2 separate regions of the Homo sapiens genome follow, and region 2 is linked to region 1. A link is a loop called in an ENCODE intact Hi-C map of the cell type or tissue named here. Cell type or tissue: dorsolateral prefrontal cortex. All regions are shown on one strand. Links, peaks and the distances in the headings refer to the core of each region. The heading gives the core; the rest is flanking DNA. Region 1 overlaps SNX30 (sorting nexin family member 30). Region 2 overlaps HSDL2 (hydroxysteroid dehydrogenase like 2).

Region 1 (12,074 bases), core at 2,190-10,189:
TCTCCCCCTCCTTTAAATTTTCCAAATTTTGTGTAAAAATATATTTTAAAATGAGGGGATAATGTGTGGTTTCAGTGTTACCAACATTGCCCCAGGACATCTAACTCGCAGGTGGTCCTGGTTTCCATAGAATGAATATGTAAAAGGAGCATGTTGAAAGGGGTAACCTGAACTCAGTCATTTAACCAGAGCTAGTGATATCACCAGTACCAGATCAGACTCATTTTCCTGCCTGCAGGAAAGTGCCCTTCTAGAGGGCTACCCTAAGCCACAGGGCTACGTGCGTATTTTATTTTTATTCTCATTTGTTCTTTATTACTGAACACCCATTACTCTACATGAATTCCACTTGGGTCTTGGGTCGTCAGCCCTGGCCTACAGGAATATGAACCATCCCATCCTGCAGTTCTCTGTGGGGGGTGAGCTGCTCCTGCTGCTTTGGTATCCTCTTCCAGCCCTGCATCCTAGCTCCCCTCTTCCACAAAGCTTTGAAGCTGAAAAACTTGGTGGGCTTGAAGAGGCTTTTTGGTAGCTGCTGACCTTTGGCGCTGGGGCTCCTTTTCTGCCTTTTCCCCTCCCATAGTTTGTGAGCCCACAGCCTTGCCAGGGTCAGACATGTGCATGAGTCTGAGGGTGGGGAAGGGATGCTGTGCTTTCCCGTAGATGCCACTGTGGTCTTTTTTGGGACAAATCCAGTGCAGATGTTGAAAGCCAAACCACAGGATGCATCTGTCATCCAACTCTTCCAAACATTTTGTCATTGTAGATAAAGGCTGTTTGATTAGTATTTCGTGGATGACATAACTATAGACCTCTTAATGACTGTTATTAATTTGTTATATTTGGATGACAGATATTGTGTTTCTATTGTTTAGCCTTTTTATTATAGAAAAATTCAAACATATCACAAAATAGAATGATAACAATAAACCCACATGTATCCCAGCCGTCCCGTGCGTATCCCAGCCGTCCCGCGCATATCCCAGCCAGCATCAGCAGTTGCCCACTCATGACTCATCTGGTTCTGTCTCTCTGTCACGCTGCTCCCAACTCCCACCCTGTGGTTTAATTTTACACAAATCCTGGAATCATATTATTTCATACAGAAACGTTTAGTACATATCTCTAAAATACAAGCATTCTTTTTTTTTTTTTTTTAAAAAGGACTACCTAATTATGTTTAAATATCCAGTTAGTGTTCAAATTTCCCCAGTTTGTCTCAGACACAGTTTCTGTTTCTTTTTCCAAATTGAGATCCAAACAGGATCTGTACATTGATTGGTATGTTTCTTAAATATTAAAAAATCCTTCTTTGTCCATTTATTTTTCCTTGTAATTTATTTGTTAAAGAATCATCTGTCTTCTCTTCATTGGAAAAGAGAGATAGTAAAGTTCCAGGTTATTAGGACCACTTGAAATCACAACAAAATGTTCTAATGTTTTAAAAAATAAGTGTCCGAGAGGAATTTATTCCATGTCTGTAATTAAAAGTCATCTTGTGAGTGTGAGGCCCTCCTTGGGCACCCTATGTATGATTTTGCCTTCCCCAAACCCTTGGTACTTTCCTTCCATTCCTGTTTTATTTTTCCTCCTAATGCCTAGAGTTACCTACTATATATTTTACTTGCTTCTTGTCTGCCTCTCCTCTAGAATGTAAGCTCCACATGGTTTTGTGATTTGTTCTCTGCTGTATCCCCGTCCCTGGCTAGATGAATGAAGATGTATGAAGGCAGGGCAGAAGCAGGGTGGGGAATGGGTGTGTAGAGGAGGGCAGGTGGCGCGAGGCATGAGGAGAAAAGTCTCACTGTGCCCTTCGCCTTTTTGATGTGTCATATCAATGGGATGCAGATCCCTATAAAGTTCTGTGAGAAGTTCAGATGATGACTCTCTTCTGCTTGTCACTCAATGATGGAGGGGCCTCTCTGCAGACGCCGGCTTGGTCTCTTGGCCTCTTTACCCCACTGCCGGCTCGGGCCTCATCTGACAGCCATAGGCTGGTTTGACCAATTTTATCAATAGAGACTGGGCTGGGGGCCCATCCTCTCAGAACATCACCAACAGCATGCAAAGGTGTCCCAATGAGGGTGGTGGTAGTCAGCAGTTTGTCTTGATTCAGAACACGTTGCCCAACCTTCAGCGTGGTTGGATTTTGGGCCAGCTGCAAAGCCACATGCTGGAAGGCAGCAGGAACAGCCTGAATGAGCCACTGCTGTGCCATGAGCCAGGTGTGGCCTTGAACAGGGCCCGCCACCGTCCCTTAGTCTCCTCATCTGTAGAATAGGGAAGATGCGCGTTCACTCTGCAGGGTTGCTGGGAGCCTTTTGTGCTGTCCAGTGATGCAGGGCTGTTAGGGCGGATCCTCCAGTCAGCCTGCGCCAGAGGGCAGCATTCTGGCCACGCTGGATAACACTGAGAGACAGAGACCCTGCCTCTCCTGTGGGCCAGGGCAGGCCCAGGCCAACTGGAGAGAGGGATATGGCTGGATCTGCAGGCCCCCTCGTCTGTTTTGGGCATGGGGAGAGGAGATGCTTTTGCACTGTTGTAGCTGAGTGGGGTTGATGCATCTCCTCCCCACCCCTCGTAGTCCCAGGGGTCTTGCAACCCCAGCAGTGCCCCCAGGAGCCCCCACGCTGTGCTGGCATTGTTCCAGGGCATTGTCTTAACAGCTTTAGTTAGGAGGCTCTTGCCACACTGACAGAGTGTGTGTCACTGGGTCAACTCAGACTCCTTCCTAGAAGCGCTAGTCTGGATATGTGGTTTTTTTTTCCAGTAAGATGCTAGGCATCCTGTGAAGGGAAGTGCACACCAGTGATAAGCATCCCACATGGCCCCTGCCCTGCTGTTCCATTGCACCTTGGGGAACCACATTTGCACGTCCATGGAGAAGAGGATTTTTACTACTGCTGTATCAGACCAATAGATTTAGATTATTTTCTGGGCTGTATGAAGTCCACAAAGGACTCTTTTTTACTTTATAGATTTATGTCATCCAGTATGGTAGCCACTAGCCATATGTGGCTATTTAAGTTTAAATTCAAATGAGTAACATTGAATAAAAATGTAAATCCAGTTCCCCAGTCCTGCTAGCTTTGTTTCATGTGCTCAGTAGGCACGTGGAGGCAGTGGCTCCTGGGTTAGTGTAGATTATAAAACGTTTCCATTATAGCAGAAAGTTCCATTGAACAGCACTGTAAATATTCCTACTCAAAGATGAATGAGTGTGGGGAGGGAATGTCAGGGCACTTAGGAGACAGCTGAGTGGCAATTGACGAAAAATTATTGCAATTTTAACCTCATTTTCATTTCATGATAAAACACTTCCTAAAGCAAACTTTTCAGAGGAAGACTTGAGGTTTCCGGTATTGACACATTCCATTAGAAGGTTGAACCCACAACACTCTCAACTCTTCAGTTGCCTGTCACCTTTAGCACAGGCAGGGATATGGGGTGCCCGTGCTTAGCCAAGGAGTGACTCCTTCCTGCCTTGACTCCTCACGCTGCTGGAAGGTCCCCTGTGGGGAAAGTGCATGATTAGAAACTTTCATAGCAATTTATTTCTTTTGAGTTAGTGGAAAAGAAAGGTCTCATCACTCTTGGTTTGCCACTTGTGATTCTATTAAAGGAAGAAGAAAGAAACTCGTTGATGAAACAGACACCTTTCTAGAAGGTCTACTGCAAGCTTTTCTGTTTTGCTTGGTGGGTTCATAGCAGCAGAGCTTGGACTAAGTGAGGGGAGCCCCAGGCACAGATTTACAGGGCATTCACTGTCAGGTGCCAACCTTGTACTCACATGGGCCAAAGAGGGAGTGTCTCCTTACATTTTGCACCCCGGGTGCCTAGCTTGCCTCACTCCTGTCCCATCCAGGGCTGGCTCTCTTGGGGCCCATTGAGCCTTCACTCTGGTGGGCTGGCTGCATGGTTCTAGGAATTCTGGACTTGCACAGGTATAGCCCCTTTAGCACATACAGGCGCATACTGTGTCTGAGCCTCTGTCACACTGAACCTCTCAGGTAGGGAGTGCATCTCTCTGCTCTTTCTATACCTGGACCAGAGTAGAGGACTAGTAAGTGGCTAATGAATGAATCATTGAACAGATCAGTCCACTAGGGGTCCAGTCAGTGAATTAAAGAGTGAAGAGTTCTCTTAGACTTTAAGATTTCAGAGAACATCCAGTGTTGTAGCCTGCAAAGCTCCGCATTTCTGCACAGCCGGGCTCTGGCTGCACACAGTGACGCGGAGAGTCCTCCCAGCAGCGTGACAATGGATGGGTGCTGTTTCCTCCACTTGCCTTTCCCTAGAATTTCTTTCCTTTCAGCGTCAGGTTTTAGTTACTTTACTAGAAACTCCAGCATCAGGAGTGGTTCTCCTCTCTTCCCTCCTTTCTCCTGCTTCCTCCAGAGTTTCTGCCATGGCCAGACTGTCCTAGGAGCACATGGCTGGGCCTGGGGTAGGCCTTGATTTGGGGAGGCGTGGGGGAAAAGAAGCAATTGCCTGGGGGTGGGAGGCCCCTTTGTGGACTCAGTGTTACATGCTTCTCTCCTCTGCCTCCCACAGAGTGTATTGAAGAAGAGGGACCAAGTTCAAGCAGAGTATGAAGCCAAACTGGAAGCTGTGGCTCTGCGGAAGGAAGACCGCCCCAAGGTCAGGGAAGCCACCTGGGAAGGGCTGCAAAGCTGTAGTCTCCCTGCTGGTGCTAAGTAAATTCTCATCTCTAGATCTGTATGACTAAGAGTGGTCAGTGCCGGCTGGGCTACGTTGATGATGTTGTCCTTTTTCACTCCCTTTTCTGTCCTATTTCTGCGAGTTCCTAGTGTTCACTTGGGATTGAGTTTTCCACTGTTTCCTGGGCCTAATTTTTGGTTTTTTAAAGACTTAACAGCTCTGCCATTCATCGGCAGTTCCTTGCTCCATAAAATGGCATTGCAGAGAGAAGGAAAGAATAGCCTAAATCAGTGCTTTCAAAGTGTGGTTCATAGGCCCACAAACTATACAATCCATGATGAGGAAAGTATAGAAGCACTTGGAAACTTCTATAGGAATTTGATGTTGCTGCAGAACCAGTTGAACACATTGTGTTGAACACTCAAGGCGAGCGTGTTAAACTCGCGTGAGGAGTTGCATGTGGAGCAAGCTGCGTGCTGGTTCTGCACGGCAGGACTACAGCTTGGTCGAATTGGGGGAAAAAAGCCAACAAAAAGTGGCCCTTTACTCCACAGAGTTCGAGCAGCACTAATCTTGCTTGTCTAGGATGCCTTCTGGCTCCAGTGTTTGTAACTGCTCGGTAGGTTCACCTCACCTGCTGCCTAGACAGAGCTGATTTATCAGGACAAAGGAATTGTAATGGAGAAAGAGTAATTCGTGCAGAACTAGCTTACTGGACACTGGAGTTTTACTGTTATTCAAATCATTCTCCCTGAGCATTTGGGGATCAGAGTTTTTAAAGATAATTTGGTGGGTAGGGGCTTAGGAAGTGAGGAGTGCTGATTGGTCAGGTAGGAGATGGAATCATAGCGGGTGGAAGTGAGGTTTTCTTGCTGTGTCTTCTGCTCCTGGGTGGGATTGCAGAACTGGTTGAGCCAGATTACCACCTTTTTACATTTGTGGGCTAAATGCAGACTTTTAAAATATATACAAACAAATCATCCTATGTCATCCCTTTAAATCCCTTTGTTGAAAGGAAACTTTTAAAATATACACAAATAAATCATCCTATGTCATCCCTTTAAGTGAGACTGAGACATGGCTCAGCAGATGGCACCATGTTCCAGAAGATCACAGGCCAGCTCGGAACTCGTCAGTGGGGCTGGCCATAGGCAGGCCTCCTCTTACTGGGGAGGTTGAGGTGGGAGGATCCCTTGAGGCCAGGAGTTAGAGGCTGCAGTGTGTTATGATTGCGCCTGTGAATGGCCACTGCACCCCAGCCTGGGCAGCATAGGGAGACCCTATCTTAAAAAAAAAAGGTTTTGGATTTTGGGGCATTTTGGGTTTTCAGACTGGGGACGCCCAACCTGTGTAACAATGATTTACAAGGTATTTATGTTGTATTAGGTATTATAAGTAATCTAGAGATGATTTAAAGTATACAGGAGGCTGTGCATCAGTTATATGTAAACACTACATGATTTTATGTAAGGGACTTGAACATTCACAGATTTTGATATCTCAGAAGTCCTGGAACTGATCCCCACCCCACCCCACCAGATAGCGAGGCGACAACTGTGTGTATGTATATGTGCATGTATGTGTAAAATTTCATTGATTCCATACCACAACCATGAGGTTTAGGTACCATTATTATCCCCATTTGAGAGATGAGCAAACCAAGGCCCACTGTCACACAGCTAGCACTGGTAGAGCTAGGATGGTACCCTGCAGTTTGACTTTAGAATTTTGCTACCTACCATTACATCACTCTGTCTCTTTTTGGTTTGTAAGTGGAACGTGTATTTGTTTTCAAAGAGAGGGGTAAGAGTGAGGAACGTTAGTAAGATAATAGCAGGGACTTGCATTTCAGGGAAATGGTTTGACATCAGAGCTGCTGGGGATTTCCTCCTTTGCCATGGTTCCTGCCGCTGCCGCCATGCCAAGACATACCTGGAAAGGAACCAGCTTTGGAATTTGAAACCCACACCTCAGAAATGACACACCTTGGCTTTTTGTAGTGTCCTTAATGTTAATTGCATCACAGGATCACTGCAGTGGTCATCTGAGGCCCGGGGGAAGGCATTGTTCTTTCCCCGTTTCGTGGGTGAGGAAATGAGGCACAAAGGAGCTGGACAAATTGCCCAGCCTCTTTGATGCCGAGTGGCTCTCCATCCTGTGCATGTTTGTTGTGTTGATTCCAGCAGGATCACCCCTAGTGATCTACACCAGAGCGTAAAGGCTGCATGTATCTATGGAAAGGCAGATGATGAGGATTGGAACTGTAGTCACTGGCCCAGCGTATGCAGCTGGCACCCTCCCTCTGGTTCCTCCTGCCACAGGCTGTCAGCCTTTTTCCATCCTGTGTGTCTGTCACAAGGGAGGCGACAACAGAAATGCAGAGCCATGTGCACACAGCTGCCCTCTGTCTGCCTATGGCCGGCCCCACTGACGAGTTCTGAGCTGGCCTGTGATCTTCTGGAACATGGTGCCATCTACTGAAGCCATGTCTCAGTCTCATTTAAAGGAATGACATAGGATGATTTATTTGTGTATATTTTTAAAGTTTCCTTTCAACAAAGGGATTTAAAGGGATGACATAGGATGATTTATTTGTATATATTTTAAAAGTTTGCATTTAGCCAGCAAATGTAAAGATAGAAGTCATTCACAGAAAACAAATAACTGCATGATTTGACTTATATGTGGAATCTAACAAAGTTGAAGTCATAGAAACAGAGAGTAGAACGGTGGTTGCCGGGACTCAGGATGGGGAAATCGTGGTCAAAAGGTACAAACTTTCAGTTACAAGGTGAACAAAATCCTGGGGCTTCCATGCAAAATGTGGGTGGTGATGGATGTGTTCATTAATTCGATTGTGATCGTCACTACACAGTGTGTACATGTATCAAATCATCACGTCATACGCCTGAAATGTATGTAATTTTATGTGTCAGTTAAATATTTAAGGAAAAATAGAAGTCACTTTTTCTGGCTAGGGAAGGAAGGAGAACCAACAAGTTCTGCCACTGGCCTAGTTTGGAAACCGAGGATCCTGCATTTTAAAGACGTCATGTATGTAGTTCTGTAAATAGCATCTGTACAAGCTCAGCACTGAATACGAGCTTTCTCAGAGGCTGATGCTGTCATTTAATATGTTCATCCCTATACAGGACACATTCCTTTCCAAAGCCAGGAGCTGAAGGTTCGGAATAATAGGCTGAGTTAAGTCTTAACCCTGCCTGGCTTGCTGGCTGCTGGAAGCACACACCAGGCTTGGAGCAGTCTCGAGCAGAGGGAGACGCTGGTTTTGTGCCCTCAGACCCCCACAGCTGCCTGCCAGGGCTCCTGGCCTCACATTCCTGCGGGTCTGGGTGATTCCTGTCCACTCCCCGTGCTGTGGAAATCTTTGGCTGCTGCTGTTGTCCGCCTTCCTGGACACTACTTACCCACATGGCTCATCCTCTCGGCCACAGGAATTCTTACCAGAGGCTAAGGGTTTGCCCCAGTCCGTGAAAATGACTAGTCCGTCCTGAACACACATCTGCGATCTCTTAGCACACTGTGGCTGGGCCATCTTCACCTTCCCTCTTCCTGGTGGGATGTTGAACCATGCCACATTCACTTTGCTGCTTCTTTAGCAATTGTGATTTTTAAAGACAAAATAGACTGTCCTGGTGGTGTGCCAGTGAATGTAATGTAACAGTGGCAGCAGCAGAAATCCTTTGCTGCCTTTGGGTCTGGGGCAGCAGCTGCGTTGGTGGGCAGAGGAGGGTGCAGTTGGCAGCCTGTCCAAGTCCAGCACGGTTGGAGCACAGGATTTAGAATGGGATGGTCCTGGGTTCAAACCCCAGCTGCGCCCTAGCTTGCACTGATCCGCTCCTCAGCCTTTGTGGGCCTCAGTTGCCTCCCACACATGAGTGTTGTGATGCCATAAAGTGCTCGGCGTAGTGTCTGACGTAGTGACAGATGCTCCGTTGGAGGAGTCTCCCGTGTCCACACTGGCTGCAGTAGGAATGTGGGCGGAGAACTTTGTTTTCTGGGTTTGCTGTCACATATTTTAAGAAGTCCCTTTTCTGACCACAGTGTTTTAGACATTGTTTCCTATGTCCTCAAGCTTCCCCTGCCTCCCTAGCCCTCCACACACCTGTCCTCCCCGACAGCCCATCAGGAGGTTTGGTGGATGCTGAGGAAATGAGCAACTTAAGGTTTTGCTGTGCTTTGCCTGATGTGGTTGTGAGCTCACGAAGCCAGAGCTGCTGTTGATGAGATTTTTTTTTTTAAAAAGCCAGGGAATTCGGAAGTGGGTTAGGGCTGATTCTATCCCAGGGCCTCGGCTAGGTCTTTTGGGAACTGATGGTGGGAGCGAGGTAGCTCAGGGGACTGTCTCAGGAGTGCCGGGGAGGAGAGGTCCCCTGGTATGGGCATGGTCAGCAGAAGATCCGAGGGAGTCTGGGGGCTTACCTCGTTATCAGGTGAAACCTTGAAAAACTTGCGCTGGATAAGGAGGGAAAGTTGATTTTTGTGGAGTCATGGAGTGGCATCAAAATCTGATCACTTTTTTGTAACCCAGGGGAAGGAAGTGGCCTCATGTCTTCACAACCTTCCCTGTGAATTTCAACGTGGGGTGATCCTCTTAGGGGAGTCCTAGGACGTCTTGTGGGGAAAGAGCACGTGCTGAGGGCAGAGGATGCGGAGGCCTCTGGAGCTGGGGAAGAATGGTGGTGTCCTAGAATGCAAAGTTTTGCATTGTGGTTGGGCTGAGGCTGGAGAAAGCTCAGCAGACACTGAGGTGGTGATTCCCAGGCAGATGGAGCTTTGGATTCTGGAGACTTGGCCTTCTCCATGTTAATTGTGAGGTTGGAGAAGCGACATGCACTTACTTAGCAGGGGCTGGCTGCCTTCTCCTGGGCCTGTTGGGCTGCAGCCTGGTGTACACCTTAGAATCTAACCCGCCATGGAAGGTGGGGGGCATCAGAGCTCTTACAGAAGATAAGGAGAAGCTGAGGAATTAGATTTTAAATGGCACCGGGAGCATCCGCACCTTCGAATGACAGTGAGGGTAACAGAGAGGGAGCTCTTGCCTTTTCCTGTCTTCTGCGTTGGACTCTTTTCAGTGCTAATACACTTGGTATAACTAGCTCCAAAAAGAACAAAGAAGGGATGCCAGGGAGAAGGCTTCACAGAATTCCTAGTTATCTTCAAAAAGTAAATAAAAAAAGCAGGGTGCTGTTTTAGGCCCTGACCCACGGGTAGCCTCATCCTGGGTGGGTGCCAGATGAAGAAGTTTAAATGGGTGGTGTCGGAGTGCAGATGAGGAGAGATGGGCCGTGTGGAGGGGACCTGGGGTGTCGGTGTTGGGGGGCTGGCCTGTGGTGTGTGTGGGGGGTGGGTGTGTGGTGTGTGTATGGGGAGGGCACGTGGCATGTAGGGAGGGCGTGTGGCGTGTAGGGAGGGCGTGTGGTGTGTGTGGGGTATGTAGTGTGTGGGGGTGGGTGTGGTGTTTTGGGGGAGCATGGGTGTGGAGGGGAGTGGGGCATTGGTGTGGGAAGTGTGGAGGTGTGTCGTGTGGAGGTGACTGGGATGGAAAGGTGCACAGAGCTGTTCCCCCTCTGGTTGAGAGAAGAGCAGAGGGAAAGTGGAAATTGGGCTCTCTGGACAAACCTCTTGAAGGCTGTAGACCTTGGACAGCTCTTAGAACCACCGGGATAGTGAATGTTCTAGAATGGGAAAGACGTGGTGGGTAGTGAAGTGAGAATCCCAATTGTAAACTGCCAGCAGGGAGACTTCTACATACAGAGCTAATGCAGACCGGAGAGTGGGGCCTCGTGTCTGTTGTTTCCAGACCCTTCTGGCAAGTGAGGACCCTCACCATGGGGCAGAAGACCAGGTGCCTCCAGCCAGAGCAGGCAGAACTCCCCCATCCCCTCAGCTGACTTAAGTCCCACCGCAGCCACCCTCTGCCAGTGCGGTGGTTTCCATGTGACAGATGGGGGCCCGGGGTCAGGGGAAGCGTGGAACTTAAGTGCCAAAGTCAACAAATGGTGGAGCCGGTATGGAGTCCAAGTGCATCTGGCTCCAAAACTGGTGCCTTTCCCCAGGGCGCGGGCCCCAGCAGCTGTGCTCCCTGAGGGGGCGCCCTGCCTTTCCCGAGGCAGGCACGGAGAGTGCGTGTGGCCTTCCCTGGGGCTTCACTCTCGTGTCATTGCGCAGGCAAGCTCGAGGATCTCTTGCTGTCAGCCTCTCTGCTCCTCATCTCATGCCCTCACCTCTCCCTCCCTCACTCCCCACTGACCATTCTCTGAAGTTTGTTTTTATCTATAATTAAAAAAGCATTCATTCAGAGAGCCACTGACTTTCTATTTGCCCAATTCCATGGCCTCTTTTCAGACTTGACCCTGTATCAGTGTTTTCTTACCTGTTTTCACCTCACAGCTCAAATAGACACTGAAAACGCAGTTGCTGGAAGCTGGAGGTGACCAGCCTGGGGGCTCTGGCTTCCCAGAGGGCAGAGGACCAATCTCTCTGCCACTCACACATTGCCAGTTAGGGAGCCCTGTCCCCTGCTCACTCAGCAGCGTGTGGCTGTCACTGGTCCTGGAGCCTGTCCTACAGCAGCCACGAGCTCCCCTTTCCTCCACACTTTGGGATTATATCTGTCTTGTGTAGTCTTTGGGGATTTTCCTAACCTACTATCATCATGAGAGCAGATAATGTGACATCTCCAACCCAGCTCCAAGAAGGAGACTTAAGTTGAGATTTCTGTTCTAGGGCCTGGAAATGCGTGGCACATGGAAGGAGCTCAGTAACGCATGCATGCATGCATCCATCCATCCATCCATCCATCCAACCATCCATCCATCCATCTATCTATTTATTTATTGCTCTGTTGCCAGGCTGGAGTGCAGTGGCTCAATCTCGGCTCACTGAGTAATGCGTTTTTAAATGAATGTTGAGTGAATTTAAGTTACTGTCCCGTTCCCCAGCACACAGAAATGCACAGTCCCATCCACGTGACTCTTCTGTCATTGCACTAACAACCTATATTCTGTAATGGAAATTCTCATGAGAGATTGGGAACCAAGGTGAAAAATGCAATTTTGTCACCTCTGTATAAATTTTTATCTTTTGAGGTCTTATCTGGTGATATTTTTCCTTGGTGTCATGATAAGCAACACCCAACCATTAGCAGTGCTGTGCCATGTCAACATCCTTCAGACGCATGGTAGCACAACCGTAACAATACCTCAGTCACGAAAATTAAAACATTGAGATAAGAGGAAATGCTGAGGGTGGTGGCCCACACCTGTTATTATCTCAGCACTCTGGGAGGCCAAGACAGGAAGATCGCCTGAGCTCAGGAGTTCGAGACCAGCCTGGGCAAGGTAGCAAGACCTCGCCTCTACTCCAGATAAAAATATTAGCTGGGTGTG
Region 2 (12,074 bases), core at 2,744-10,743, 400 kb before region 1:
TTCAGCTTTTATGTTGGCTATATAAAAAATCAAATTGCTAAACATAGAAGGAAATGTGGAGGAAATATTTATTACTCAGTGGATAAAATTGCAGGCTCTGGAGTCAGACTGCCTGGATTTAATCTTGAATTGCATTTGTTTTTATTAAACAAATTGAAATGCTTTCTGGAACAAGCCAAGTTAAAAATAAAAAGGGGAAAATTAACTTTTGTATGTTCTGTATCTGGTCACCATCATGAGTTTTTTGTTGTTGTTTTTAAAGACATCTAATAGTTTTTGAGAGAGCGTGAGTACTCATTGAAAGCATAGACTTTGGAGTAAGACAGATCTGGGTTCAAATCCGGTGCCCGCCACTTATATTTATCATTTTGGGCATATCACTTCAGCTCTCTGAAACAGTTTTGTCACCTCTTACTTTCCTTGTGTAATTATTGTGAGGAATAAGAGTGATGGTACATCATATTGTACATTTGATGCAGGAAGCTCCCTGTAACTATTGGTTGCTGTAGTTATTATTATCTTAAATTTTCTACATGGTAAAACTTCTTGTCTGCATATAATAATGTCTTTCAAGGATGATTTCTGGCATATATTTTAATACACTGACTTGAACTTCCAGGAGGTTCATTAAAACTATTTTATTTTAATTATCCTTATTTTATTCTTAATTTTAATGAGAAAATCTTCAGATTTTACCATAAGTAAGGTGTTAACATTTGTATAAGATGGACATTTTTTTAATCAGAGAAGTTAGATTGGTATCTATTTTTAGTGTAATAAACTTGTTACATTTTAAATATGGTAAATGGGTACTTTTTCTATTCTTTCTTTCACCTCTTTCTTTCTTTCCTCCTTTCTTTCTTTCCTTCTTTCTCTCTCTTTTTATTTTTTTATTGAGACGGAGTCTTGCTCCGTTGCCCAGGCTGGAGTGCAGCGGCATTTTCTTCTTGGCTCACTGCAACGTCCGCCACCTGGGTTCAAGCGATTCTCCTGCCTCAGCCTCCTGAGTAGCTAGGATTACAGGCTTGCCACCCAGCTAATTTTTTTTTTTATTTTTTTATTTTTAGTAGAGACAGGGTTTCACTGCGTTAGCCAGGATGGTCTCGATCTCCTGACTTCATGATCCACCCGCCTTGGCCTCCCAAAAGTGCTGGGATTACAGGCATGAGCCACCACACCCAGCCTCTCTCTGTGTTCTTTTCTTTGAAGGTTTGAAATACCTACTAAGTCATTTGGGTCTTTTCTGAAGTTATTTCTTTCAAAACTTTTATTTTATTCAATTATAGGCTTTTTAAAAAATAAAAACCCAAATTATCCATTTGAAGTTTCAAAACCTGTTTGAGTTGACATGTAGTATTTCACTTACACAATTTTTTAAAGTTTTCAAACTGTTTTATCTCTTTCCTCTGTTTTTTTTTTTTTTTTTTTCTTTTAAGACAAAGTCTCACTCTGTCTCCCAGGCTGGAGCGCAGTGGCACGATCTCGGCTCACTGCAACCCCTGCCTCCCAGGTTCAAGCAATTCTCATGCCTCAGCCTCCTGAGTAGCTAGGATTACAGGTGCACGCCACCATGCCCAGCTAATTTTTGTATTTTTAGTAGAGACGGGGTTTCACCATGTTGGTCAGGCTGGTCTCAAACTCCTGACCTCAGGTGATCCACCCACCTTGGCTTCCCAAAGTGCTAGGATTACCAGCATGAGCCACCACGCCCAGCCTCTTTCCTCTGTTTTAAAAATTATTTTTCTTTTTTCTTGATTAGTTGCTGATTTTGTGTTATCTTATTTTTTCTCAAAAGCACCAGACTTTAAATTTTATTTCATTTTTAATTCTACAGCTTTTCTCTTTTCTGATTATCTTTTTAATAACAACTCGAGATATAACTTATATATACCAAAAAATTCATCATTTTAGGCCGGGTGCGGTGGCTCATGCCTGTAATTCTAGCACTTTGGGAGGCTGAGGCAGGCGGATTGTCTGAGCTCCGGTGTTCAAGACCAGCCTGGGCAACATGGCGAAATTCTGTCTCTACTAAAAATACAAAAAATTAGTCGGGTGTGGTGGTGCACATCTGTAATCCCAGCTGCCCAGGAGGTGGAGGTTGCAGTGAGCCAAAATCATGTCACTGCACTCCAGACGGGGTGACAGAGTGGAACTCAGTTTCAAAAAAAAAAAAATTCACCATTTGGAAGTGTCTAGTGATTTTTAGCATCTTCCCAGAATTGTGCAACCATCTGATTCCTTACTTTTTTTACTTTTGGTTTATTGTTTTCTCCTTTCTGCTTTCTTTGAGGTTGCTTTTGTTCCTGTTCTTACTTGTTGGGCTAATACTTTATTGTTATTTCTTTTAAAATAATGAAATAAAGTTTGTGCATTTATCCCCTTAACATAGCTTTGGCTACATCCAATCGATTTTGTTATATACTTTACTCAATTTTGATAGCATTTTAAATTAGTCTGTATAGAAAAGCTTAGTACGGGCAGGGTATAGGGGCTCACACCTGTAATCATAACACTATGGGAGACAGAGGTGGGATGATCACTTGAGGACATGAGTTCAAGACCGGCCTGGGCAACATAGCGAGACCCCCCCCCCATCTCTACCAATAGAAAAAAATTAAAACATTAAAAATTTAAAAAGACAAGTTTAATACAGAAGTATAAAAAAAGCATAGAACAGGCCAGGTGCCGTGGCTCATGCCTGTAATCCCAGCATTTTGGGAGGCTGAGGCGAGCAGATCACCTGAGGTCGGGAGTTCAAGACCAGCCTGGCCAGCATGGTGAAACCCTGTCTCTACTAAAAATACAAAATTAGTCGGGTGCAGTGGTATGTGCCTGTAATCCCAGCTATTCGGGAGGCTGAGGCACAAGAATCGCTTGAACCTGGGAGGTGGAGGTTGCAATGGGCTGAGATCATGCCACTGCACTCCAGCCTAGGTGACAGAGCAAGACTGCCTCAAAAAAAAAAAAAAAAGTATAGAACAGCTCAAAGAAAAATTTTAAAGTCACCTGTAATCCAATTATAAGTACATTTATATTTTGGCTTATTTCCTTTCAACCACTTTTTTTTGGCACATATAATTTAAAATGTATACCCAGAAATAAATATTTTACCAGTAGGTTCATATTGTTTTTTATTTTCTTAAGAAAGAAGCTTTATATATATTATGTTTAATTGCATAGACTCCCATTTAATTTAACATTACTTAATTATTGTGAATGTTTTCCATGTCTTCAAAAACAACTTTTTGAGGCCGGGTGTGGTATCTCATGTCTGTAATCCCAATCATGGGTGGCTGAGGCGGGTGGATCGTTTGAGTCTAGGAGTTCGAGACCAGCCTGGCCAACATGGTGAAACCCCGTCTCTATAAAAAATACAAAAAATTAGCTGGGCGTAGTGGCACATGCCTGTGGTCCCAGCTACTCAGGAAGCTTGAGCTCAGGAAGTTGAGGCTGCAGTGAACCTTGACTGTACCACTGCACTTCAGCCTGGGTGACAGAGTAAGCCCATCTCAAAAAACAGACCAAAAAAAATAGATAAATATTGGAATTCATAGCTCAATTTTAAAATTGGCTTCTAAATAATAATACCTTATATTAATAGTAATGTGTCTCATTCACTTACACTGGTGTACATTTGGAAAATAACTGGGAAGTGGCATTGCTCAAATAAGCATTGCAAAGGTTATAAAGTATTAGGTTATTGTCACTGAAGCATGGGGAATACCTTTTTCAAATTGAACTGGTGAAGACGAACTGTTGGCCACATTTATGTTTTCAAATTGTAGAATAAATATGTATGTGTGTATGTATTTACATATTCAGCCTTATATTGTTTAATTCAGTGTCTATTCAAAAACTGTCTTATCTAAAATAGTCTTACATTCTATCCCAGCTCTTGCTCTTTTTAAAGTAGAACCCATCACTTCTCGACTTAATTTCATGTATGTATGCATGTATATGCATTTGCATATTGTCTGTCTATACTAGTCAGTTTTCTTTTAAGTCTGCGTCTGGCTTGGTGTCATGGTAATACTGACCTCACATAATTAATTAGAAAGTGTTCCCTCCTCTTGCATTTTTTTTTTTTGGAAGAGATTTGAAGGATCGGCAGGCATATAAGAATAGATACTGTGTGATTGATTCCATTTATTTGAAGATAAACATGAGACAAAACTAATATATGGTGTTAGCAATTAGGAGGGGTTGTGGAGTGGGCTTCTGGGATACCTGTAATATCATCTTTCTTGACCTAGGTGGTGATGTTTGATCTGGATACATCTGATCACTGTTTCTGAATGTATGTTACATGTCAATAAAAAGCAGTGTCATGCTAAGTGCAAGGCAGAAGTGGATTGCCCCCAGTGCAGGCAATAAAGGGGTACACTGTAGTAAATTTTAAAACAATAATAAAACAGGCTAAAAAAATTCTTTAAGGCTTTCATCTCTAATATCTGTTCGTACTTTAACTTATAAAAGGAAAATGATTTTTTTTATTTGTGGAAACATCATAATGAAAGGCAATTTATATTCAGTATACTTTATGAATTAATAGCTTACTTTGTACTATGGAGTATCTTTATGCTGTCAATTAGATTTCATGTAATAACCTTTGAGGAATTGTATTAGACAAGATGGCTGTGTATAATTTGAGTTGAGAAACAGATTCACCTTCAGCCTAGAGCACAGATTGGCCTTGGAGTTAATTTAATTAACGAATTGTTCTTACCTGTTTCTGGGGGCAACTACTTAGCTGCCTCTATGTGATTCTAGAATGATAAATAAAGGAACAGAGAGGCCGGGCACGGTGGCTCACGCCTGCAATCCCAGCACTTTGGGAGGCCAATGTGGGTGGATCACCTGAGGTAAGGAGTTTGAGACCAGCCTGGCCAACATGGTGAAACCCTGTCTCTACTAAAAATTCAAAAATTAGCCGGGCACGGTGGTGGGCACCTGTAGTCCCACCTACTCGGGAGGCTGAAGCTGGAGAATCACTTGAACCAGGAGACGGAGGTTGCAGTGAGCCGAGATCAAGCCACTGCACTCCAGCCTGGGTGACAAAGCGAGACTGTCTCAAAAATAAATAAAGGAACAGAGACAGTATTGGGGGGCAGCATCATGATATGGGAGCAAAGCAGTCCTATGAACTGCTGTCTTCTCCCCTGGCTGATCATATGTTAAGTTGTTATAGCCAGTGGGTTAAGTGAATGCAAGTTTTAAAATGTTGCAGGTAACCTCCATTCCCGTGACCTAGTGTTTCCAGAGAGGGCAGCCTGTTAGTCAGGGGACTAACAGTTTAACCTCCCTTTTCATCTAGTGGGAGGGATAATCTGAATAAGTGAGACAGGGAGAAGAAACTGAGGTTGTGTGTCAGACCCTTCTGAGCATTCTCTCTTTCTGAGCAGGCTGTCCTCAGTTTTTTACATGATCTCTACTTAAGAGCATTTCTAACCCGTGATGGGAGGATGCAGGGTCAATCCATGGGTGAAAGGACTAGGTGAATAGATTGAATTTAGAGGTGGAGTGATTAGAAAGTACACTTGGGTGTTGATTCAAGCTACAGTCTTCAGTTTAGCTCCACCAGTTCCACAGCTGATATTTTGATTTCCATCTTTCTGATTCCAATGTCTTTTTGTTCTCATTTGGTTTTAGAACTGAGAGAAATTGACAAAGGAGTGATTGATTATCATCCCTCATACTCCAGTAGTTGTGTTTAGGTCTGTTTCTTTTATTTATTTTTTTGAGACAGGGTCTCCCTCTGTCACCAAGGCTGGAGTGCAGTAGCGTGATCTCGGCTCACTGCAGCCTCTACCTCCCAGGCTCAAGTGATCCTCTCACCTCAGCCTCCCAAGTAGCTGGGACTACAGGCACCAACCACCACGCCCAGCTAATTTTTGTATTTTTTGTAGAGACAGGGTTTCTCCATGTTGCCCAGGCTGGTCTCGAACTCCTGGGCTCAAGTGATCCACCCGCCTTGGCCTCCCAAAGTGCTGGAATTACATGCATGAGCCGCCACGCCCAGCCTTGGCCTCACAAAGTACTCAGATTATAGAAGGTTTGTTTATGATAAATATTTATAGTTTAGTAGTATTTTTTAACCTAATCTGAAAGTCAGCCTTTTATTTGGAGAGTATAAAGATTTACATTTATAGTCATAATTGATGTGTGTTTGACTGTTATTCTGTCAATTTGATTTATGCTTTTAGATGCCACTTAATGCATTTAAAGTCATTTTGGTCAAATAGGTCTAATTGGTGGCAAGTCTGTCCTGCTGATTAATTAATTCTGTGTGGGGTCCTTCACTGCCAAGCATTAAGGTCATTTGCTTCAATAATATCTTATAGGTGCTGTTCCAGAATTCAAAGAAGAGAAACTGCAGCTGCAACCAAAACCACGTTCTGGAGCTGTGGAAGAAACATTTAGAATTGTTAAGGACTCTCTCAGTGATGATGTTGTTAAAGCCACTCAAGCAATCTATCTGTTTGAACTCTCCGGTAAGGACTGCATCTGGTAATCTGAAGTTTTTATGAAACAAAATGGGGTGTTTCCTTTGGAAGAAAATCAGCGTCCAACAGTGATCCCCTGGATAGTTGGCTGCATTCAAGACCCTTACTCTTGAATGTAGACATTCAAGAACAGCAACCATAACTATTGATTTGTTTTTGTTGTTGTTGTGTCTTTGAGATGGAGTCTTTGTCACCCAGGCTGGAGAGCAATGGCATGATCATGGCTCACTTCGGCCTTGACCTCCTGGACTCAAGTAATCCTCTGACCTCAGCCTCCCAATGATTTTTATTTCTAGATTAAGATCAGTGCGTACGGACACATGTAAAGTAAAATTTTATTACAAATACTCCCAGTGTTATATAACTCTGGCATATTTGAGAGAAAATCCTGCTTAGAAGGGCATATGGATCATGACAGGTAGTATGATACAGTAATTTATCAACCATAGGCACCTTGCCATTTTTATCTTTGACATTAACCAGGTCGGTCTGACGGTAGTCAGCTTTTTTTCACTTTTTTTATTTTTAAAAATTTATAATTATTTTTTTGCAATGGAGTCTCGCTTTGTTGCCCAGGCTGGAGTGCAGTGGTGGGATCTGGGCTCACTGCAACCTCTGCCTCCTGGGTTCAAGTGATTCTCCTGCCTCAGCCTCCCAAGTAGCTGGGATTAAAGGCACCCACCACCACACATGGCTAATTTTTGTATTTTTAGTAGAGGTGGGGTTTTGCCATGTTGCCCAGGCTGGTCTCAAACTCCTAGCCTCAAGCAATCCTCCTGCCTCAGCCTCCCAAAGTGCTGAGATTGCAGGTGTGAGCCATTGTGCCCAGATGGTAGTTAGCTTTTAAAAATCTCTTAATATTGTTCTTCTCCATATAAAATTTACACGTTAATAATAGTGTAAGAACTAGCTGCCAGGGATGGTGGCGTGCAGCTGTAATCCCAGCTACTCAGGAGGCTGAGGCTGGAGGATCACTTGAGCCCAGGAGATCAAGACTGTAGTACACTGCGATCGCATCTGTGAATAACCACTGCACTCCAGCCTGGGCAACATAGTGAGACCCATCTCAAACAAATAAAAGTTAAGAAACAGATAAAATTCGTGTTAAAAAAAAAAAGGCTACCTCAGCCCCATTATACACAAACCTTTTTTATTCTTCGTCCTCTCTGCTTTATCTTAGTCCATCTTGCCTTCCTGTTCTTACTTCCTTGCCATCCTTGGAATCCATCATCCATGGCTTTAGTCACTCTCTTGCTTGTGTCCTAAACTTGCTGGACCCTTTGTGCTTATGCCATCACCTGTCAAAAGCCTAGTCCTGGCTGAATCAAACTCTCTGGCTGCTCCACAGTTGTATCCAGGTTGCAAAGTTTTGGGGGAGGAAAGCTAAAAAAAATCACACCACCTGGGTGGATCTGTACCAGTAGAAATTGACTATTGCCCCGCTTCAGCTGAGGTTTAAGCAACACTTCAGAATTCTGTGTTTTTGTGGTCAGCTTACTGCTGCATTTTCCATAGTGACTATCTTAAACTTTCTCAGTGTTCCTGAAATCTCCCATCTCTCCCTTCACCTCTTCCCTGCCAGTGTCAGCAGATAATTCCACTTGCTCTTTGACAGAGGTAATAGAAACCTACAGACAAAAATGCCTTCAGCTTCCTGCCATCAGATATCAAATCAATCATGATAGGCATCATCCTTGCCTCCTTCCCTCTTAGTAGAATGGAGCTCAGCTCTCCATCAGTGCATCTCAAGCTCTAATGTCTATACCAAGTACCTGGGATCTTCCTAAAATGCAAAATAATGATTCAGCAGGTCTGGAGTGGAGTCTGAGATTCTGCATGTCTGACAGGTAATGACAGTATTGCAGTCCATGGATCATACTTGGAAGCAAAGTTCTAGATCCCATTTTCCCTGGCCTTCTCAGGAATTTTGTGCTGTTAATTGAACCTTGTCCTCAATCTGTTCATCTTGCAGCCTCCTTCCCAATGGTATTTTAATGTTCTCAATTCTTTTCTAACTTTAAAACAGAACCCAGTGACAATAACAAACCACACAGCCCATCTTTTTTCTCCTTTTCAGAGCCAGACTTATTTTCATCTACAACTCATTCCCCTGAACACACCCTGCTGATACCATTTGTTTCCATTTCACATAATTGGTTTTCAGCAAGGTCCTTGATGACTTCCCTGTCACCAGTGGGCCTGTGTCATTCCTCCCTTGTGACCACTCTGCAGCATTTGATACTGTTGACCACACTTTCCTTCTGGAAATGCTCCTTCCCCAGTCCTTCATTGTAACCTCCTTGCTTTCCTTCCCTGCCTGTGATCACACCTTGTCAGTCTCCCTTGCTGGCTGCTTCTCCTCTATCCTTCCCTTAAGCAATGTTCTTCAGGTCACTGGCTCAGCACTCTCGACACTCTATTCCTGACACTTTCTCTAGGAAACCCCAACCATTCACGCGGCTTCAATGACCATAGGAACCGACTGATTATGTGTCCCTGTTTCTAGCTTAGCCAGACTTCATTTGACATTTTTAGTTAACTGTCACAAAGATGCCTCAGCCTGAAAACGTCCAAAACAACCATTCCCAGGAAATGGTTTTTTTGCAACCACCCATGAAATCTGCTGAGTGTCTGGCTTGCTGTGTCTCTTGGGCAGTGTCGATCCACACCCTCTCTCTGCATGCCTTGAAAAATTGTGGAAATCCCTGGGTGGCTCGTGCCTATTATCCCAGCACTTTGGAAGGCCGAGGTGGGCAGATCAACAGAGGTCAAGACCAGCTTGGCCAACATGGCAAAACCTCATCTCTACTAAAAAATATAAAAATTAGCCGGGCTTGGTGGCGCGTGCCTGTAGTCCCAGCTACTTGGGAGGCTGAGGCAGGAGAATCGCTTGAACCCCGGAGGCGGAGGTTGCGGTGAGCCCAGATCGCATCACTGCACTCCAGCTTGGGCAACAGAGCGAGACTCTGACTCAAAAAAAGAAAGAAAAAAAAATGGAGGAAATCAAGCGCTTTCTGCTCAGATCCAGGCAAGTGGATGCCGTATCTGTCAAGATCAAGAAAAATAAAGTTCACAGCAGCAGGATTATACTTTGGTTGTCACAAAGAGAAGGCAGAGAAACAAGCTGAAGCAGTCTCTGCCCCTTGGTTTGACAGTGAAGGAGCTGAGATGAACCAGACGTGCTGGTTTGAGCTGTATTAAAATTTTAAACGTTGCCTGTAATCCCAGCACTCTGGGAGGCCAATCACTTGAGCTCAGGAGTTCGAGACCAGGCTGGGTAACATAGTGAGACCCTGTCTCTACAAAAATAAAAATAAAAAATTAGCTGGATCTGGTGATGTGTGCCTATAATCCCAGCTACTTGGGAGGCTGAGATGGGAAGACAGCTTAAGCCCAGAAGGTCGAGGCTGCAGTGAGTGATGATCATGCCACTTCACTCTAGCCTAGGCAACAGAGCAAGACCCTGTCTTAAAAAATTAAAAATCAAGCAATCTGCTGTTCTTCAGTAGTCTTCTCTCACTTAAAAAACAAATCCACCCAAGCCAAGAACTAGCAGATCATTCCTATATACCCTCCCCACCTTTTCCTCTTCATATGCAGTTACCTAGTCTTATGGTTCTGCCTTGACATTCTCTCTCAAATGTACCCACTTTTCTCCATGCCTCTGCCATGGTCCCAGTCCAGGCATGCACCCTCAAGCTCCTGAACTATCCCAACACCATCCTTACTAGCCCTCTGCATCCTTTTGATTTCTCTCCATTTATTATCTACACTGCAGGTAGGGCCATACGTAAACCTTACCATATCATCTTCCTTCCATGACACATCCTGTAGGATGAAGTCATTTAATCCTTTACATGACTGGCTGTGCTCAGACCTAGACTGCCTCACAAGCTCATCCAACACCCATCTACCTTCTAGTGCCACTGTTTTTTTTTTTCAGTTCCTCACACGTGCTGCACTCTTGATTCTGGCTTTTTTGCATGTGCTGTTCCCATTGCCTGAAATACTTTCCCTCTACCCTGTCCATCTAGCTAATTCTTACTTAACTTTCAAATCTCAGCTTCAACTGAGCTTTCCTGACCCTTTTTGAAAACTTAATTTTGCATCGCAGTAAAAAATACATAACATTTTAACCACTTCTTCTTTTTTTTTTTTTTTTCTTTTGAGACGGAGTTTTGCTCTTGTTGCCCCAAGCTGGAGTGCAATGGCGCGATCTTGGCTCACTGCAACCTCTGCCCCCAAGGTTCAAACAATTCTCTTGCCTCAGCCTCCCAAGTAGCTGGGATTATAGGCACTCCCCACCACACCTGGCTAATTTTTTGTATTTTTAGTAGAAACGGGGTTTCACCATGTTGGCCAGGCTGGTCTTGAACTCCTGACCTCAGGTCATCTGCCCACCCTTGCCTCCCAAAGAGTCAGGATTACAGGTATGAGCCACCATGCTCGGCCTATTTTAACCACTTCTAAGTGTACAGCTTAGTAGCATTAAATGCATTCACATTGTTTTATAACAATCATCACCTGCCGGGCACGGTATCTCATGCCTGTAATCCCAGCACTTTGGGAGGCCGAGGTGGGCAGATCACGAGGTCAGGAGATCGAGACCATCCTGGCTAACATGGTGAGACCCCGTCTCTACTAAAAATACAAAAAATTAGCTGGGTGTGGTGGCGGGCACCTGTAGTCCCAGCTACTAGGGAGGCTGAGGCAGGAGAATAGCATGAACCCGGGAGGCGGAGCTTGCAGTGAGCCGAGATCGCGCCACTGCACTCCAGCCTGGGCGACAGAGCTAGACTCCATCTCCAAAAAAAAGAAAAGAAAAAGAAAACAAAAAACAAAAACAAAAACAAAAACAAAACAATCATCACCATCTATCTCCAGAACTTTTTCATCATTCCAAGTGAAACTCTGTACCCATTAAACAGTTAACTCCCATTCCCCATCCCCCAGTCCCTGGAAACCACTGTTCTACTTTCTGTCTTTATGAGTTTTCTTCCTCTGGTTATCTTGATTCCTTAATGTGCTCCCACATCACCCTCTACTTCCTCTTTTGTGAGTAGAACCATGGTTTTCTTTTTATTGAAGAGTCTTCAGAGCCTAGCAGAATACCTGGACGTGCTTAATAAATATTTGCTGAATTTGACTGATGGAGGTCTGGGGATTTTAACTTGGAAAACAGCATTTTGTAAGATTATTCTAATTGAAGTAATTATTAAATTTAAGAAGAACAGGGCTTCTATGACATTGATTTCTATATGTTTATCTCTCTAGGTGAAGATGGTGGCACGTGGTTTCTTGATCTGAAAAGCAAGGGTGGGAATGTCGGATATGGAGAGCCTTCTGATCAGGCAGATGTGGTGATGAGTATGACTACTGATGACTTTGTAAAAATGTTTTCAGGTGAGTTTTCCAGTTTATTAGTTTACCTTATTGTTCAGAGAAAATTTAGTTCTGACATTTTGCTTTATCCCTTCCCAAATAATCAAGACTTGTAAATGTTGGCAGCAGTGGAATCTTAGTTTTGGGAAGGCTGTTCTTACTGTTGCCTCCATTGCCACTTCTCCCTCC

Evidence for each region. A loop is a pair of places that touch in the nucleus more often than their neighbours do. Peaks named below come from ENCODE experiments on the same cell type or tissue, not always from the same donor. Only the 100,000 strongest peaks of a DNase experiment are listed, where the experiment ranks them.
Region 2: it touches region 1 in a loop (2.3-fold over the local background); 2 of 110 quality-filtered maps call a loop at or near these places.

The regions. Positions count from the first base shown.
Region 1 is chr9:112,846,305-112,858,378 of GRCh38, forward strand. SNX30 (sorting nexin family member 30) reads left to right here. Exons shown (of 9, transcript NM_001012994.2): 7 at 4,555-4,641. Among named protein-coding and RNA genes, the nearest start is that of SLC46A2, 39 kb to the right of the region's middle. RefSeq lists enhancers at 1-475, 496-996, 1,782-2,354. In dorsolateral prefrontal cortex, for the core only: CTCF peaks have their summits at 7,051 and 7,252; DNase peaks (open chromatin) are centred at 7,027 and 8,527; H3K27ac peaks cover 3,481 bases.
Region 2 is chr9:112,447,672-112,459,745 of GRCh38, forward strand. It overlaps HSDL2 (hydroxysteroid dehydrogenase like 2), which reads left to right. Exons shown (of 11, transcript NM_032303.5): 9 at 6,342-6,491; 10 at 11,778-11,906. It overlaps HSDL2-AS1 (HSDL2 antisense RNA 1), which reads right to left. Exons shown (of 5, transcript NR_171779.1): 5 at 4,127-6,401. Among named protein-coding and RNA genes, the nearest start is that of KIAA1958, 33 kb to the right of the region's middle. In dorsolateral prefrontal cortex, for the core only: no CTCF peak of the experiment used is centred there; no DNase peak of the experiment used is centred there.